Regions from separate parts of the Homo sapiens genome. Here region 2 is linked to region 1. Evidence: chromatin loops called from intact Hi-C (ENCODE). Cell type or tissue: psoas muscle. All regions are shown on one strand.

What was found. Peaks named below come from ENCODE experiments on the same cell type or tissue, not always from the same donor. Only the 100,000 strongest peaks of a DNase experiment are listed, where the experiment ranks them.
Region 2: a loop joins it to region 1, with 2.4 times the contacts of the local background. A loop is called at or near these places in 4 of 110 quality-filtered maps.

Annotation. Positions count from the first base shown.
Region 1 is chr5:31,635,841-31,643,840 of GRCh38, reverse strand. It overlaps PDZD2 (PDZ domain containing 2), which reads right to left and starts at 4,710. Exons shown (of 25, transcript NM_178140.4): 1 at 4,404-4,710. RefSeq lists a silencer at 4,407-4,756. In psoas muscle, a CTCF peak has its summit at 4,536; DNase peaks (open chromatin) are centred at 4,810, 5,320 and 7,710; H3K4me3 peaks cover 2,406 bases; H3K27ac peaks cover 850 bases; H3K27me3 peaks cover 671 bases.
Region 2 is chr5:32,089,708-32,097,707 of GRCh38, reverse strand. PDZD2 (PDZ domain containing 2) reads right to left here. Exons shown (of 25, transcript NM_178140.4): 20 at 6,533-8,000; 21 at 4,684-4,801; 22 at 328-429. It overlaps LOC105374711 (a long non-coding RNA gene), which reads left to right. Exons shown (of 4, transcript XR_007058716.1): 4 at 1-4,097. Among named protein-coding and RNA genes, the nearest start is that of GOLPH3, 81 kb to the left of the region's middle. RefSeq lists enhancers at 1-4, 4,370-4,429, 4,078-4,577, 4,882-5,051, 4,578-5,079. In psoas muscle, a CTCF peak has its summit at 4,285 (motif pointing right); no DNase peak of the experiment used is centred here.

The DNA.
Region 1 (8,000 bases):
AAAAAAAAAAAAATTATTCACATTTTCCCCAATTTCATTTAATTTGGCACATATCTACTTAGTGTTTAGTAAGTCAAATGCTCCTTTTCTTTCCCGCTTCACTAATAAGTGAGACTGTTTTTTCATCTTTTCAACTATAATCAAAGACCCATTAATAAAACCAAGGGGGATTGCAGATTTTTAATTCTTCCTCAGCCACCTGCATCTTGGCCAACACCACTGCTATTGAAAGACAAGAGTTCCCCAGATCAAGCAACTGTGTTTTGTGACTCTAGTTCTGGTTGTCTAATGGGGCAAGTTCTCTGTTTTTCTGGGCCTTAGCTTCCTCAAATGCAGGTGTTACCGAGTGTGAGTGCATGATGCCCTTCCAAACCATGGAGGACAGAGGAGACTGTCCAGCCTCTTCCTGCCTTGCACCTGGTAACTGGATCTTTGCAAAAGAGAGGGACATTAAATTTAGACGCAGCACTGCAACAAGCCAATGGATTAAAAGGCAGAAATCTTGAAGGATTTGTCAAGGTGCAAACAGGGAGACCCAACTGCTCAGAGTAGTCCAAAACTTTTCATCCACAGCTGAAAGAAAGCTTCAGGCAAGTCTGCTAAAAACTCCTGCCTTCTCCATTCCACTGGGCTCTCACTGACTTTGGTGAGAGGTTTATGCATTTCTGGACACACTGTTCGAAAGGACCCCCTATACAGCAGATGCGGTCATGGAGGGCCTTCCAAACACACCTTAGTACCTCTTTCGATTCCTCCTAAGAACAACCCTGTGAAGTAGCGACTGCATCAATTTTATACATGAGCAAATGGAGGCTTCAACATTTCTAATCATCTGGCCCAGCAGGAAGTTCTCTGCACTGCTAGGATTCCAGCCAAAGCCTCTGACCCCAACTCAGGAGTCCTTCCTTTCCCTCCTGGCTGCCTCCACTGGTGCCAGGTGCCGGGTTTGCTTCCCCTGGCAGGCAGCAGTACCGCAGCCCTTTCCTCCAGGCCCCAGCTTCACGAAGTGACCCCAGGTCTCAGCAAATGCCTCCCCTGTTTTCCTCATTCTCTCCAGGGCCTCACCAACCTCTGCTTCCCTCTGGCCTTCCAGAGAAGGCAGATGCCAGGATTGTTCTTTCCCTGCACTTGCTCACCTCTTCCAGCCCAAACACCCCTGATCTAGCTTCTCTACTCTCTCCCACATCTCTTTTGTTTACCAAACATGCCTGGGAGGGAGAATGGAGGGACTCTCATGAATAAACCCTCCTTCAATGCTACAACCTCCTCAAAATACTGTGGATTATTTTCAAACAGCACACTTCTGGATCCAGTGTCTATACCTGCAGTTTCACTGTCTTGGCAATCATTGTCTCCTTCTTCCCTTGCAGCCTGGCTTCATGAACACCCCTTGCAGACACTGTTCTATCAGTGGCCTTTTCCTATCATCCTTCTGGGGATGGGCGTCTCTGAGACATCCCTGCCTCTCCACTTGTCTGCTAACCTCTCTCATGGGCTTGTCTGCATAGCTCTTCCTGTCCTTGAAACTCAACTCTGACCTCAGCATCCTCCCTGGTGCTGCGGGGATGTGTCTGAGGGCAGAAGAAAGAAGCTGAAAACTTGAGTCTCTAAGTCTGTCTTCTTAAAGAGATTCAGCCTCTCTTTGGATTTGCTCCTGACCTTTTGTGGGTTCATCTTTGGAATTTGTCCCCTTGTGGATGGTGCAGTAGGAGAGACCTTCCAACAGAGATGCCCCCACCACCATGGTCCGAGTCACTTAGGCCCACATGATCAAAGGCAAGGGGGTATCCACAGCTCTGTGTTATCTTGTTCAGCTCACCAGGCCTGGAGCCTCTGGGAGAGGGTTTCCACAACACCCTACAGTATGATCAGCCGGGGGTAGTGGGGTCTGGGGTGTTCCCTCTGCCTCTTTTCCTGTCTAACCTGAGGAAGTTGATTAGCAACTGTTCCAGGCCTTATCTGGGTATGAAAAAAATAAGGCCCTAAAGAAACACACCCAGGGCAGCATGGTGAGTGTGCTAAAGGGTTGTGTAGGAGCAGAACGAGGGGCCAGGTTGGGCGCAGTGACTCATGCCTCTAATTCCAGCACGTTGGGAGACCAAGACACCAGGATCACTTGAGCCCAGGAGTTCGAGACCAGCATAAGCAACATGGTGAAACCCATCTCCACAAAAAACACAAAAATTATCTGGTTGTGGTAACACACACCTGTGATCCCAGTTACTCAGGAGGCTGAGGTGGGAGGATTGCTTGAGTCTGGGCAACAATGAGACCCAGTCTCAAAAAAAAAAAATATCTCACACATCTCCCTACTATCTGGAGAACTAAGTTCCTCTGAGTCCTTAGTTCCTCTGAGTCCTTAGTTCCTCTGAGTCCTTAGCACTGAGTCCTAACTCAGGATCAACCTCTCGACTTCTACCTAAGAGCTCCTCCACAAAGCCTTTCAGATCCTCTCTGGCAAAAGTGACTTCTTTTTCCTCCATACTCCCAAAATGTTTTATTTGGACCACTCTTCAGGTACTTTACTCACTTAATTATCTCTTCACTCCTTCATCCAATAAACACATGGCGTCTACTACATGCAGCATGTGCACTGGTCTGCACCATAGTGCTTAGCAGGCTTCTCTCCCTTCTCCTGCTGGACAGAAACTGACAAACTGACAGCAGCGAGGGAGCATCTTTCATCTAAGCATATCCTGGAACCTCGAAGCCTCCTCAGCCTCCAGCACAGCAAACCACAGGTATTCCAAAAATAAAATGATTGAAATGAACAGAGAAATTATCATAAGTTTCCTTAAATAGTAAACTGCCATAAAGTACATGCAAAATCAATTTCAGCGATAGATTTAAAGTATAATTCAATATTTTTCCAGGAGCATATTAACTATGTCAAGGTAGGTACATTTATATACTTTACATGGTTCTGATTTTTCCTCTCCTAGCACCTGCCACCCCCCTACTCCTACACCTAACCCCCGCAACACACACACTCACTCACACAACTAGGTGGTTATTATAGGAGCAGAAGCTCTGGGCCCATCCTAATGGAAGAAGGAATTCATGAAGCCAGAACCACCACCTACAGCCAGGGGTGTGTTCTGAGACATTCTCTTCTGCCCCCACAAGCAGCACTCCCACTTCACACCTGCCAACCTGTACCTATCTGGCCACCACCCAGAAGTCACAACCCACAAAAGCTGGCCCAGTAGAGATGCCAGGCCCCTAAAGCCCTCCAGTGTTCAGAGACCCCACTGGAGAACAGGCCCTGAAGGTCCAGGGGGTCTCTCTGCAAGGACAGATCAGGGCATCACTTACTGCAGCCACTCAGCAACCACTTCCAGTAGTTTCATTGCGATTTGTCAAGGCAAACATATCCACCTACCCTACCTTTGGTGGAGGCAAGAGGTTAGGCCAGCTGCAGGGGACAGACTCAGACTCAGCTCCATCCCCCAACACTGCCCAACGGCCAGTCCCAGGGCAGGTCTGGAGCTCTGGAATGCCCTCGTGCCTGCCATTCCAGTCTCTGCGACCAGCCCATGCCAGACCTTGTCCTCTTCCCACTCCAGTGTCCCTTATCAAGGTCTCTGCATAGATTTGGGCTGCCGAGGACAGCTTCTGGCAAACTCCTGCCAGGGGTCCTGGACCCTCCTGCTGCTGAATTCAGCCTTGCGCTTTAATGGATTTTCCAAATAGCGGGGACCACAGGCAGCTCAAAGACTTAAAACACAAACGCAAACCCGAGGGAGGGAGAGAGGAACAGAGGGAGGGAGAAACCAGATTTTAGGAGAAACTCGACTTCAGAGAGAGAGCAGGATTTCCCTATCACTATGTTCCCCATCTCCCCGGCAGACGCCAATAACCGGCCCTAAGATGCCCTTGATCTTTGCGCGCCCCCTGCATTCCCTCGCCCCGCGTCTAACGTCTCATCTGGGCAAAGAGGCGGGGGTTGAGAGATGAAACAAGCCCGAGGGAGGATGGTCCCCAAGACATTACCTGAGGCCGGAGTACCTGAGTACCTCCACTCCTGTCGGAGGAAGGGACCAGAAGACGGCCCAGGGATGGGGACCCGGGATGCGCGCCCGAGCAGGAGGTCCCGGCCCTGTCTTGAGTACCCCCGGCAGTGCGTCTCCGGTTGTCCCGCTGTCTCGGTCCCGCTCTGTCTAGCCCCCTCCCCTGGGCTGCGCCCTCCCCGTCCCCGGCCGGATGCTAGAGGAGTTTGCGCCGCCCAACGTGGGACCCCGGTTCGGCGTCCTCACTCCCCGCCCTGCCAGGGCTGGGATTCCCGCACCCGGATTTGTAGCTAAACTTTCCTGGGCACACACGGTCTCGGGGGTGCCGGGCCTCCCCCATCCCCTGCCCACCCGGAGCCGCGCGTCCCGGCTGCAGCGGGACGGTCGCTTCACCTGCTCGCGGCTTGGCCGAGGCTCCCGCGGCTTCCTCGCGCGTCCAGACCCAGGCGCCGCCCGGCGGGTCCCCGCGCAGCTGCCGCCACCGCGGCCACCACCGGTGCCGCCGCCGCGCCTGCCCCGAGCTGCAGAGCCGCGGTTCGCCGGCAGCCGCGGGAGGCGCAATCCCGGTGCCTTGGGTTCGGCCTGCGGCTCCTCGGCTGCCTGCAGCCGCCGCCCCGCCGCGTCCCGCTGCCCGGGGCCGGCACGCACCGGCGCTGGGGTCCGCTCCTCGCCTCGCTGCGCAGGGGATCCGCCGAGCCTCCAGGATGGGCGGGGATTCCCTCCCCCTGGTTGATTCGAGGGGCGGGAACTCCCTTCCCCGAGTGACAGGGACGGGGGGCGGGGATTCCCCTGCAGGAATAACAAGGTGGGCGGGGATTTCCCCGAGCGAGCCCCGCCGCGGGCAAGGCGTCTCTCTGGGTGAGCCAGGAGTCCTGGTGCGCCCGCTTCAGAAACCTGGGGATCGTGGGAGGAAGGCATCCAGGGAGATGGCTGCTCCGAATCTCCATACAGGCGGGGCTTAGGGCGCCATCTAGGTGGAACAGAGCGAGCTAGGGGACGTGAAGTTGCCTCTGCATAGCACTTTACACAGCAAAGAGAAAAATGTCAGTTACCTTATCAAAGAATGGGGCGGAGGGGCCACAGGAGATGGGGGAAGAGCTAACCACTCACCCCAAGCTACCCTTAGCCTCTGGTCCTTGGGATACCAAAGGTAATTTAGCACTGGTACGAGGATTTCGGGGAGAGGGGACCTCTTGGCACCTCAGAGCTGCTTAATCCCCCAGTTAAGCCCCTGGGGGGGAATCCCATGGCCCTGGGGTGGTGGTTTTGGTCCCATGAGCACTAGCCACGAGCTCCTGCCGAGTGGACTGTGAGAGCTAATGCCAGCCGCCCTTGGCTCCCGTCCAGGTCACTCGAGGAACCGAGCCTCAGGCTTTTGGGATCCTTCATTCCGGTGGATTTTCAGGAAGGCCTTCAAATATTTTTGGTTCTTTTTTTGTCATCCTTGTCATTCTGCCTACCAAAGGGAGAGGATGATAAGAACATAATAGGAAGACTGCACAGCTCTGCAAATTAAGCTCTCTTAAGAGGAAAAAGCTGGTCTTTTTCAAGTGCTGGCAGATAAGAGTAAAAACATATGAAAAATTGCAAAACCTGGGATAATGAATAGTTGAATAATGCTTTTGACATTTTCTACAGAACAGTAATTGGAAATCTTTGCTTTCGGGGGGATGGGGATGGGACAGGGCAGGCCCCAGCTGCAGTTCTGCCCAGCAAGGCAATAAACTCTGGCCTCTCCGAAAAGCAGGCAGACATAAATCACCTGCGCAGACCGGACAGCGCTGTCCCACCACACCAGAGACCAGAGTGGGCCCAAGGCATTTGGAGGTGGTATTGTCCTCAGGGGCTGGGGTGGAGAAGTTCTTGATTTCAGCTGTTCTTCAGCTTTTATAATTACCAGGCCATTGAGATCAATGCTTGCACAAATCCAAGCATCGTATATGACAAGCTGGGCACTCAGGCACTCAGAGCTTCTCTTCCTATGTGTAAATAGAGAAAACACCTACCATGCAGGATTGCTGGAACTAGCAGTAACACAGCTATTCAGCACAGCACTTAGGAGGTGCTCAATGAAATGGTAACCATTATCAATGAAAGGTATCATTGGGACACTACAAAAAAATCCTTCTAGAAGGATCAAACAGGGCTGGTGCTTTCTGTTTTTTCCACAATCCCAGGCCCATCTTCCACCACTCTGTCCCGTGTTTTCTCAGCCTCTGTACCCAGCACATACCTTGGGCCTACCTCCCTCAGCACCAATGAAAAGTTTGCTGAATCAATGAATATGCAAATAAATGTATCACTCAAACTGTAGTCACTGCTATTTCTTATCCACTCCATCCCCAACTCTTTCATTCCAGCCATGTACTCCTAATCTGTAAATTCTGTTTCCTCTGCCAGAGTGACATTCTCACTCTCCTGTGTCTGCTGAAATCCCAAGGAGGTAAATGTCATCTCTACTGGAAAGGCTTCTCTGATCATCAGAACAAACATCACGTTTCCTCTGCCTTGTTAATTGCTGCAATGGTAGCACTTTATGCAAATTGCTCATCTAACCCTTGTCAGGTGTATTATGTTGTAGGAATTATGGCGTTTTGTCTCACATATTTCTAGCTTGTGAGTTCTTGGAGGTAAGAGAACTTAAAGCTTATTGTTTGTGTTCCCAAAGCCTAGGGTGGCATGGTGTCCGACCCAATAGCCACTCAATAAATATTTGCTGAATTAAAATGAATTGTTAGGTATATACATGTATGTTATATGTGGCATATATTATGTATAAATACAATATATACAGATGTATTTTATAATCTGTCTCCTTCAGACATGGCCCTGCTGACCTGCTTTAAATACTTCGTTTCAATCACTTTTCAGCTGATATTTTCCAGATATTTTTGGCAAGTTCTTATCTGCTAATAATAGCTCAATTCACAGAGGTCAATCAAATGCATGGAAATTTTGTTTTGCCCTTGCAGTCTTGTCAATTTGGAAAGCTGACAACTGAGGGCATTTATTTTCCAATGTTTGAAGATCAAAATGTAAATCCTTTTTGCCCCCTTGTTAAACATTTAGTCACAGATTAGTATTTCTATCAAAGTTGCCATTTTAATTTAGTGCTCATAATATATGTGATGTGGAGGAGGAGGAGGCTGTATATAGAATATCTAAGACTTCAGAGCAAAGGAAGATTAAAATGATAAACAAAGAAAAAATGTGTGATCCCAAGCTATATCAGTGACAGAATGTAGCGTGGTTTAGGTGAGTCCAAGTAGATTCTCATGGATTGCAGTGCCATGTGGTTTACTTCTGAGCTTTCTCCCTCTATGAAGAAAAATCTACAGACCAGGCAGCTGAAACTAAAACTGGAGGTTTGCTTACCAACTCTTGAAAAGACTGCTTTCCATCTTTCCGCCTCAGCTGCTCTTCCAAGTAAATTTCAAGGGAGGAGAAGTAGCCTTAGTCAACAACTGGCTCAATTCCCTTTCTCCTCCCAGCCTCTGTGGGTTCATTTTATCTCCAAAACAGATTCTAGCTTCCTGTTTACCTAGCGAATTACCCTTTTTTCTTTCTTCCACAAATTCCTGGCCACTAACTCTTCCATTCATGACCTCACGCTAGAACGAGCCATCTCCTGGCCAAGAAAGGGGCTTAAAAAGAACAAATGAGGCCAAGTGCCCTGGCTCATGCCTGTAATCCCAGCACTTTGGAAGGCCGAGAGGGGCGGATCACTTGAGGTCAGGAGTTCGAGACCAGCCTGGCCAACAGGGTGAAACCCAGCTTCTGCTAAAAATGCAAAAGTTAGCTGGGCATGATAGCGGGCGCCTGTAATCCCAGCTACTGGGGAGGCTGAGGCAGGAGAATTGCTTGAGCCTGGGAGGTGAAGTTTGCAGTAAGCCAAGATCACGCCACTGTACTCCTCTCTGGGAGTCAGAGCAAGACTCCGTCTCAAAGAAAAAGAACAAATGAGTGACGATGGTAGTAAAACATTAAGTC
Region 2 (8,000 bases), 450 kb before region 1:
CGGGAGTAATTGTATAAACACAAGTTTGGCCAGTTGATTCTAATGTTTTCTACTGCTTAAAATATGGAGGTAAATTATAAGGCTATAGCGAATTGTGTTTATAGGGATTGGAAATGGCCTATACATGTCAGCTCTGTGTTAAAAATGCTTGTCTTTTGTCAACGAAAACCTTACGTACTACTTCTCCCACTTCTCCCTTTTTATGTTGGTAGCTGGGAATGAAATCCAGCAATCTCTGAACCCGCTGATTGGAATTTGTGCCCTGATCACATTCTGAGGCTGCTTGAGGGGGGATTTTCCTGAGAGCCTAATGACTCTGTCACTTACCGTGATTGATTTTGGCTCCACATCTGTCCCTCCTGCCACACTGAATCCCAGACCTGAGCCTTCTTTTCTATTCAAGACTATGAAGCAAACATCTTCTTCATTCTAGTGAAAACAAACAAAAATTATCCTTTGAGCTACAGCTGCAAAAAATTAAGAAAGAAAAACATATCCCCTTGGGCCAGGAGTAAGGAAGCTCTGATGTCAGTCCTCTTGGAGGGGCTTTTCACCACAGGCCCTAAAGGTTCTTTGGCTCTCAGCCAGGCATGGTGGCTCACGCCTGTAATCCCAACACTCTGGGAAGCCAAGGGGGCGGATCTCTTGAGCCCAAGAGTTCGAGTCCAGCCTGGGCAATGTGGCAAAACCCTGTCTCTACAAAAATCAGCCAGGTGTGGTGTTGCACACTTGTAGTCCCAGCTACTCAAGAGGCTGAGGTGGGAGGATTACCTAAGCCCGGAAGGTCACGGCTGCAGTGAGCCATGATCACGCCACTGCACTTCAGCCTGGTTGACAGAGTGAGACCTTGTCTCAAAAAAAAAAAAAAAAAAAAAAAATCATAGTACATAATTTGATCATGATGGGAATCCTTTATTCTGTAATTCTTTAAGTCTACAATTTAGCAAAGCCAGTCCTAGCAACAGCAGAAAGATAAGCGTCAGTGGCAAGAGGCAGGATAAGAGCATATCAAGGCCATGTTTTCTACATCTCCCTCCCCATCATTGGATTTCAGGTACAATTAATTAACTGATGCCAAAAAAATAGCATGGCTAGGCGCAGTGGCTCACGCCTGTAATCCCAGTGCTTTGGGAGGCCAAGGCGGGCGGATCACCTGAGGTCAGGAGTTCGAGACCAGCCTAGTCAACATGGCGAAACCCCGTCTCTACTGAAAAATACAAAAATTAGCCGGGCGTGGTGGCGGACACCTGTAATTCCAGCTACTTGGGAGGCTGAGGCAGGAGAATCGCTTGAACCCAGCGGGCAGAGGTTGCAGTGAGTGGAGATCATGCCAGTTGCACTCCAGCCTGGGTGATGGAGTGAGGCTCTGTCTCAAAAAACCCCCAAAGTTCACTCAAACCAAAACCTAGACTGTCCCGCAGAACTTTTGGGGGAGTTGGGAGGTTGACTTCATGGGCACCTTCAACCATATGTATGCTCACACACGGATTGATGGGGAGAAAGAGGTTGACTAAGCTTTCCAAACAAAAATGGGAATACGGGACCCAGTAAATGGTCTTTGTCCAGCTTCTAGGAGGTAATGTGGTGCTGAAAATAGGAACACTTCTCAGATATTTCAATGTCTTATGGGAGCAAAGAGACAATATTTGAAAATGAGGCCTCCTACGCCGGGTGCGGTGGCTCACGCCTGTAATCCCAGCACTTTGGGAGGCGGAGGCAGGTGGTTCACATGGTCAGGAGATGGAGCCCATCCTGGCTAACACGGTGAAACCCCGTCTCTACTAAAAAAAAAAAAAAAAAAAAGCCGGGCATGGTGGCGGGCACCAGTAGTCCCAGCTACTCGGGAGGCTGAGGCAGGAGAATGGCGTGAACCCAGGAGGTGGAGCTTGCAGTGAGCCGAGATCACGCCACTGCACTCCAGCCTGGGCAACAGAGCGAGACTCCATCTCAAGAAAAGAAAAAAAAAAAGGAGAAGGAAAAAAAAAAAGAAAATGAGGCCCTCCTGCATTCCAGGACAAGTTAAATCACAAAAATTTCAATGTATTCACATTTTTTTCCAGTGGTGTTTAAGGACACAGATATGCTAGAAGCTGACTATTGCGCCAAATTTTGCCTCTGAGAGCCTCAGCACAGTCTCAGGGCGGCCAGATCAACCATCAAGAGCTCTCCAAGGTTTGGGTGTGTTGAAGTCAGGAGGCCAGGGTTTGTTTTCAGCCTCGAAGCCTCGAATCTCTCACAGCACTGCCAAGGACACAGAAAATAGTTTTGTGCAGTTCTATTTTTAGTACCTGCAAACCATACTCATTGGAAAAAGCAAGGCAGGAAGCTTCTAGACTGAGGATGGCAGAGTAAGGATAGCCCTGCTCAACGCTCCTCTCTGAAGACAGTGAGAAAATAAAGGGAAAAGAACGCCGTGTTCTGATATGTAGGAATGATCTTCAAACCAAACCACAACCCTGCCTCGTGGTGAGCGTGAGTAGTAGGGGGTGAGGAAGGCCCTAGAATAAGCCACCCTCGGGCAGCACTGTGGCATGCTGGCCATACTTTGTTTGAGGTTCCTGAAGATGTACATCTTGCTTGTGGTTGGCTGGACAGTCTGGTCTTCTCCTCTGACATTTCATCTAACACTAAAATGTCTGGGGTAAAGGGGGCCTGGCAACGTGTGACCCCACCTGTGCCCCCTTGACTGGTGGTCTCAGAATGAGACTTTCACACATGAAATCCTTCCTTATTGTAATAACAAGTGGGAGGAGGAAGAGAGATGAGGGGCTATTCCCTTTTACTGAAAGCGGAAGTGCTTAGCATCTCAAGACATTTTGTTTTTCTTTCAGAGACAGGGTCTTGCTCTGTCACCCAGGCTGGAGTGCGCTGGCACGATCATAGCTCACTGAGCCTCAAACTACTGGACCCAAGTGATTCTCCTGCTTCAGATTCCCATGTAGGTAGGACTACAGGCATATACCACCACGCCTGGCTAATTTTTTAAATTTAATCTTTTTTTTTTTTTTTTGAGAGATGAGGGGTCTCACTATGTTGATGAGGCTGGTCTCGAACTCCTGGCCTCAGATGATCCTCCTGTCAAGGCATGTCTTAACTGCACAGACCCAAATCAGCGGCTGAGAATCAGAAGGGAGTGGAACCTGAAGGGACTGGTCTCCTTTATTCCAACCTCTCTCCTCGCCTCCTGGCCAACTCCTTACTAGGTGCCAAGGCTGGCTGTTGGCTGAGAAACCACACAGCCCCTCTATATTTGAATTTCTGGAACAGCATTCTTAGATGACTTCAGTGACCCAGGTATACTACCACTAAAGAAACATTCATATTTATTTCTCTAAATAGAAAATATTCATTCATTAGGGTTCAAATCTCTACGTATAGCCCCAAGAAATTGATCTTCAGATTAGTATCCTAGATGTGAACCTGTGGTTTCTTCTGTCAATGTTTATTGTCACAACTGATTTACTGAAAGATTTTATTTGTAATTCCTTGTACTCCAGGGTTCAGATGCTCTTCTACAGGTGACATTTGAACAACACAGGCTCAAACTGTACAGGTCCACTCACACTCAGGGTTTCTTCAGCCTCTTTATCCTTGAGGCAGCAAGACCAACCCCTCCCTCCTTCTCAGGCTACTCAGTGTGAAGATGACAAGGATGAAGCCCTTTATGATGAACCACTTCCACTTAATGAATAGTAAATACACTTTCTCTTATGACTTTTTTTTTTTAATTGAGATGAAGTCTTGCTCTGTCACCCAGGCTGGAATGCAGTGGTGCAATCTTAGCTCATGTCAACCTCTGCCTCCTAAGTTCAAGCAATCCTCTCGCCTTAGCCTCCTGAGTCGCTGAGACTACAGGCACCCACCACCATGTCCAGCTAATTTTTGTATTTTTAGTAGAGACAGGGTTTCACCATATTGGCCAGGCTGGTCTTGAACTCCTGACCTCAAGTGATCTGCCCGCCTTGGCCTCCCAAAGTTCTGAGATTACAGGTGTAAGCCACTGCACCTGGCCTCTTAGGATTTTCTTAATAACGTTCTATTATCTCTAACTTACGTTGTTGTAAGAAGACAGTATATAATACATATAACTGACAAAACTTGTGTTAATTGACTGTTTATGTTATCAGTAAGGTTTCCGGTCAACAGTAGGTTGTTAGTAGTTAAGTTTTTGGGAGAGTTAAAAGTTATATGTGGATTTTCCACTGCTCGAAGGTCAGTGCCCCAACCCTCATGTTGTTCAGGGGTCCACCATATTTCAGGGCAACGGCGGGACTACACCAATGTAACTCTTCTCTCACCAGCAGGTGGCTCCCTTGACTAGTTTATGTCCACAGTTAGGTGGCGAGAGGTATTTCCGAGATGACTAGCTCTGCTTTGAGGACTCTCTGCAAACAAACTCCACACATAGGAGTTAGGAGAATGGTAACTAGTTGCTACTTGGGGGATGAAAACAGCAGTGACACCCATCTGGCACCTGAACATTCAAGACAAGGTCTAGCTTCTGAAGCTGGCTAGCAGCACGTGAGGCCAAAGTCAGACTGAGCTGTGAAACTCGCAACCCAAGGCAGTCCTCCCTCTCCAGGACTCGGGGCGGGCTCTCCTCGGCTGTCTGGGCAGGCAGCACATACCTGGGCACTCACGCGGCCGCAATTCATGTTCCTGAGCTTTCTGTGTTTCACTCACCTCTGATTGTGCTTTCGCTTCCTGAATGAGAGTTAGGATGGTAGATTTCGATCCCACTGACGATAAAACAGACTGTAATCTTTGCTGGTCCCCCGCTGAGACTAGAAGTTGATCCAAACTAAATAATATAAATATATTTGAAGAACATTAAAGAAAAAAGCAATTTCTTCATTTTATAAGAATGCATTTAAAATGATCTCCTTTCTACTATACAAAAGAGAACAGGTATTTTCTGCTCTCTTTTGGTCAAAACTTCCATTCCAAACTAATGGAAGAATAAATCCTGAGTGCTGAACAGAAATGTCATTCACTGCCAATGGCAAGGGGAACTGCTATGAATTCAGAGATCCCCTCAAGAAGTTATGGGACCAATGCTGGAGCTTAACAGGACACTTCTGACATGTTTTAAAATATTCAATACATATGTTCAAGTGAAATATTTTTATTTTTATTGAGATGGAGTCTAGCTCTGTCACCCAGGCTGGAGTGCAGTGGCACGATCTCAGCTCACTGCAACCTCTACCTCCTGGGTTCAAGCTATTCTCGTGCCTCAGCCTCCCGAGTAGTTGGGATCACAGGCACCTGCCACCACGCCTGGCTAATTTTTTATTTTTAGTAGAGATAGGGTTTCACCATATTGGCCAGGCTGGTCTTGAACTCCTGACCTCAAGTGATCCGCCTGCCTTGGTCTCCCAAAGTGCTGGGACTATAGGCCTGAGCCACTGGGCCTGGCTTTTTTTTTTTTTTTTTCGAGATTGAGTCTTACTCTGTTGCCCAGGCTGGAGTGCAGTGACGCGATCTCAGCTCACTGCAACATCAGCCTCCTGGGTTCAAGCGATTCTCCTGCCTCAGCCTCCCAAGTAGGTGGGATTACAGGCGCCTGCCACCATCCCCAGCTAATTTTTGTATTTTTAGTAGAGATGGGGTTTCACCATGTTGGCCAGGCTGGTCTTGAACTCCTCACCTTAAGTGATCTGCCCGGCTCAGCCTCCTAAAGTGCTGGGATTACAGGTGTGAGCCACCACGGCTGGCCTCAAGTGAAATATTTTTAAATATGTTAGAAATTCTCCGTTTAACTCCAGCCACCTCCAAAGTCCAAATTCCCCCGTGCTGTGCTCTCTCTTCCTCTGCATGCCCCTCTCATGTTGCTTTTGCTTAAGTGCCATGTCCTCTAGAAGCCTCTCCTCAGAGCGACACTTTGGTAAACATGTTTCCCTGCAGGCACTTTTATTTTTCCAGCAGTGATATTAAAAACCAAGGGCACTAAAATGGAATGTAGTATCCTGGATCCTGGGACAGAAAAACGATATTAGCAGAATTTATTCAGCAAAATCTGAATGAAGTCTGTAGTTAATGGTATTGCTCCAACATTAATTTCTTACTTTTGACGAATGGACCGTGGTTATGAGAGATGTGAACATTAGGAAGAGTGGGTAAGAAGTGGCCGGGTGCAGTGGCTCACACCTGTAATCCCGGCACTTTGGGAGGCCGAGGCAGGCGGATCACAAGGTTAGGAGTTTGAGACCAGCCTGACCAACATGGTGAAACCCCGTCTCTATTAAAAATACAAAAATTAGCCAGGTGTGGTGGTGCACGCCTGTAATCCCAGCTACTCAGGAGGCTGAGGCAGGAGAATCGCTTGAACCCGGGAGGCAGAGGTTGCAGTGAGCCGAGATCGCGCCATTGCACTCCAGCCTGGGCGACAGAGCGATGCTCCATCTCAAAAAAAAAAAAAAAAAAAAAAAGTAAGTGGGAACTCTGCATTATCTTTGCAACTTTTCTATAAATCTAAAACTATTCCAAAATGAAACAAGTTTATCTGAAATAAAAGTAGTGGGCAGATACTTACTTAACTGACCAGCTTCTTCTAAAAGGCAGATCCTGGGCAGCTTCACCCGTATCACTGGCTGAACTGGGTGTCTCAGCAGCACTGGTTTTAGGGCCACTTCCTCCTGGACAGGCCCTGTTCCCGCCCTTCTCGGGACACGAAACGCCTCCAGCAGGAGGGCCAGGTGACCTCCTGGGGGTGATCTCCAGCTCAGTTTTGAAGAGCACGGCGCTCGGCCCTGCTGAGTAATCCTCGCTGCAGAGCTTGTCAAGGTCAGGCATGCTCAAGGCTCTCAGCTCCTGGAGCTTGGAGCGGGACACGGGCGAGGGCTGCGTGTGGCGTACCGAGGACTTGTTCCTCTTAACAGGAGAAGCCAGGGTCATCGTTGGGGTGGGAATTCCCAAAGGACCAAGTGATTTCTTTAGTTCCGAATCAGAGCCCTTGCTACTGGTCTCTGGTGGGTTCTGCCGAGAGATGGTCAGTGTCATGATTGAGGGAGACTTGGCCATCTGGGGCAGGAGGGTGCCGGCTTCGCTTTGGTTTTCGCTGCAGGAACTCAAGCTGCGTCTCAACAACCTTGCTGCTGCGTCACCTGGGTGGCCCAGGCTCCCGGAAACAATGCTGCCGGAAGACCGCCTCCCAATGGGAGGCTTGGAGCTCACCGACAAAAATGGGGAAGCCCCGGACTTGGCTACAGGCCGGTCAGCATTGGCCAGGTTCTCAAAAGACTTGATCCGCTGCTTCACAGAGAAAAATGAGGTAGATTCATGGGGCCAGTTCTGCTCATAGCAGTAGTGTCGTCTGGTGACTTTGATTTTGTCTGTGACTAGGCAGCTCGTCTCCTGGACTGAAATGATATCCCCTTCATCTGTGGCTGGAAGATTCCTCGATGTGTCCAGCAGCGGCTTTACACTATATATGCCCTGTCCATTAGCCAGGCTGGGAAGACCACCTCTGGATGCCTTTGCCTCGGGGACAACACTGCTTGTCACAGGGACCTGGCTGTCCCGAGAGCGACCCAGGCTGTGTGGGGGGTGACCCTCCCGTCCAAAATGGCTTGAGAACTGGGCTGGCATGGAGTAGGTCCTGGTCGCTGGCCTTGGGGTGAAGTAGAGATGGTCCTCCCCCGAGGGGCCCCCTGGAATGCTGTTTCTGGGCACCCCTCGGGAGTCTGACATCAGGCTTGATTTTCCCTGGGAGTATTCTGCCTTTCTAATGGCTGTTTGAAGGGAGGAGGAGGAGGACGCCAGTTTTGCCATGCTGAATGATCGTGACATTTCCTGCTCTGCCTGGGAGGCATGAGATGGGAGTGAGGATGGATGACTTGTGGATGATTCTGCGACCTGGCGATAGAGCCTGATTTCACTCTTCTCCTGACAGTTGCCCTGGGCCAAGCACCCTCCCCGTCTGTCGCTTTCAGCTGGCTTGTTACCACATACAGTCTCTGACACTGCTTCAGCAGAAATCTCCACGATTTTCAGCTGGTTTG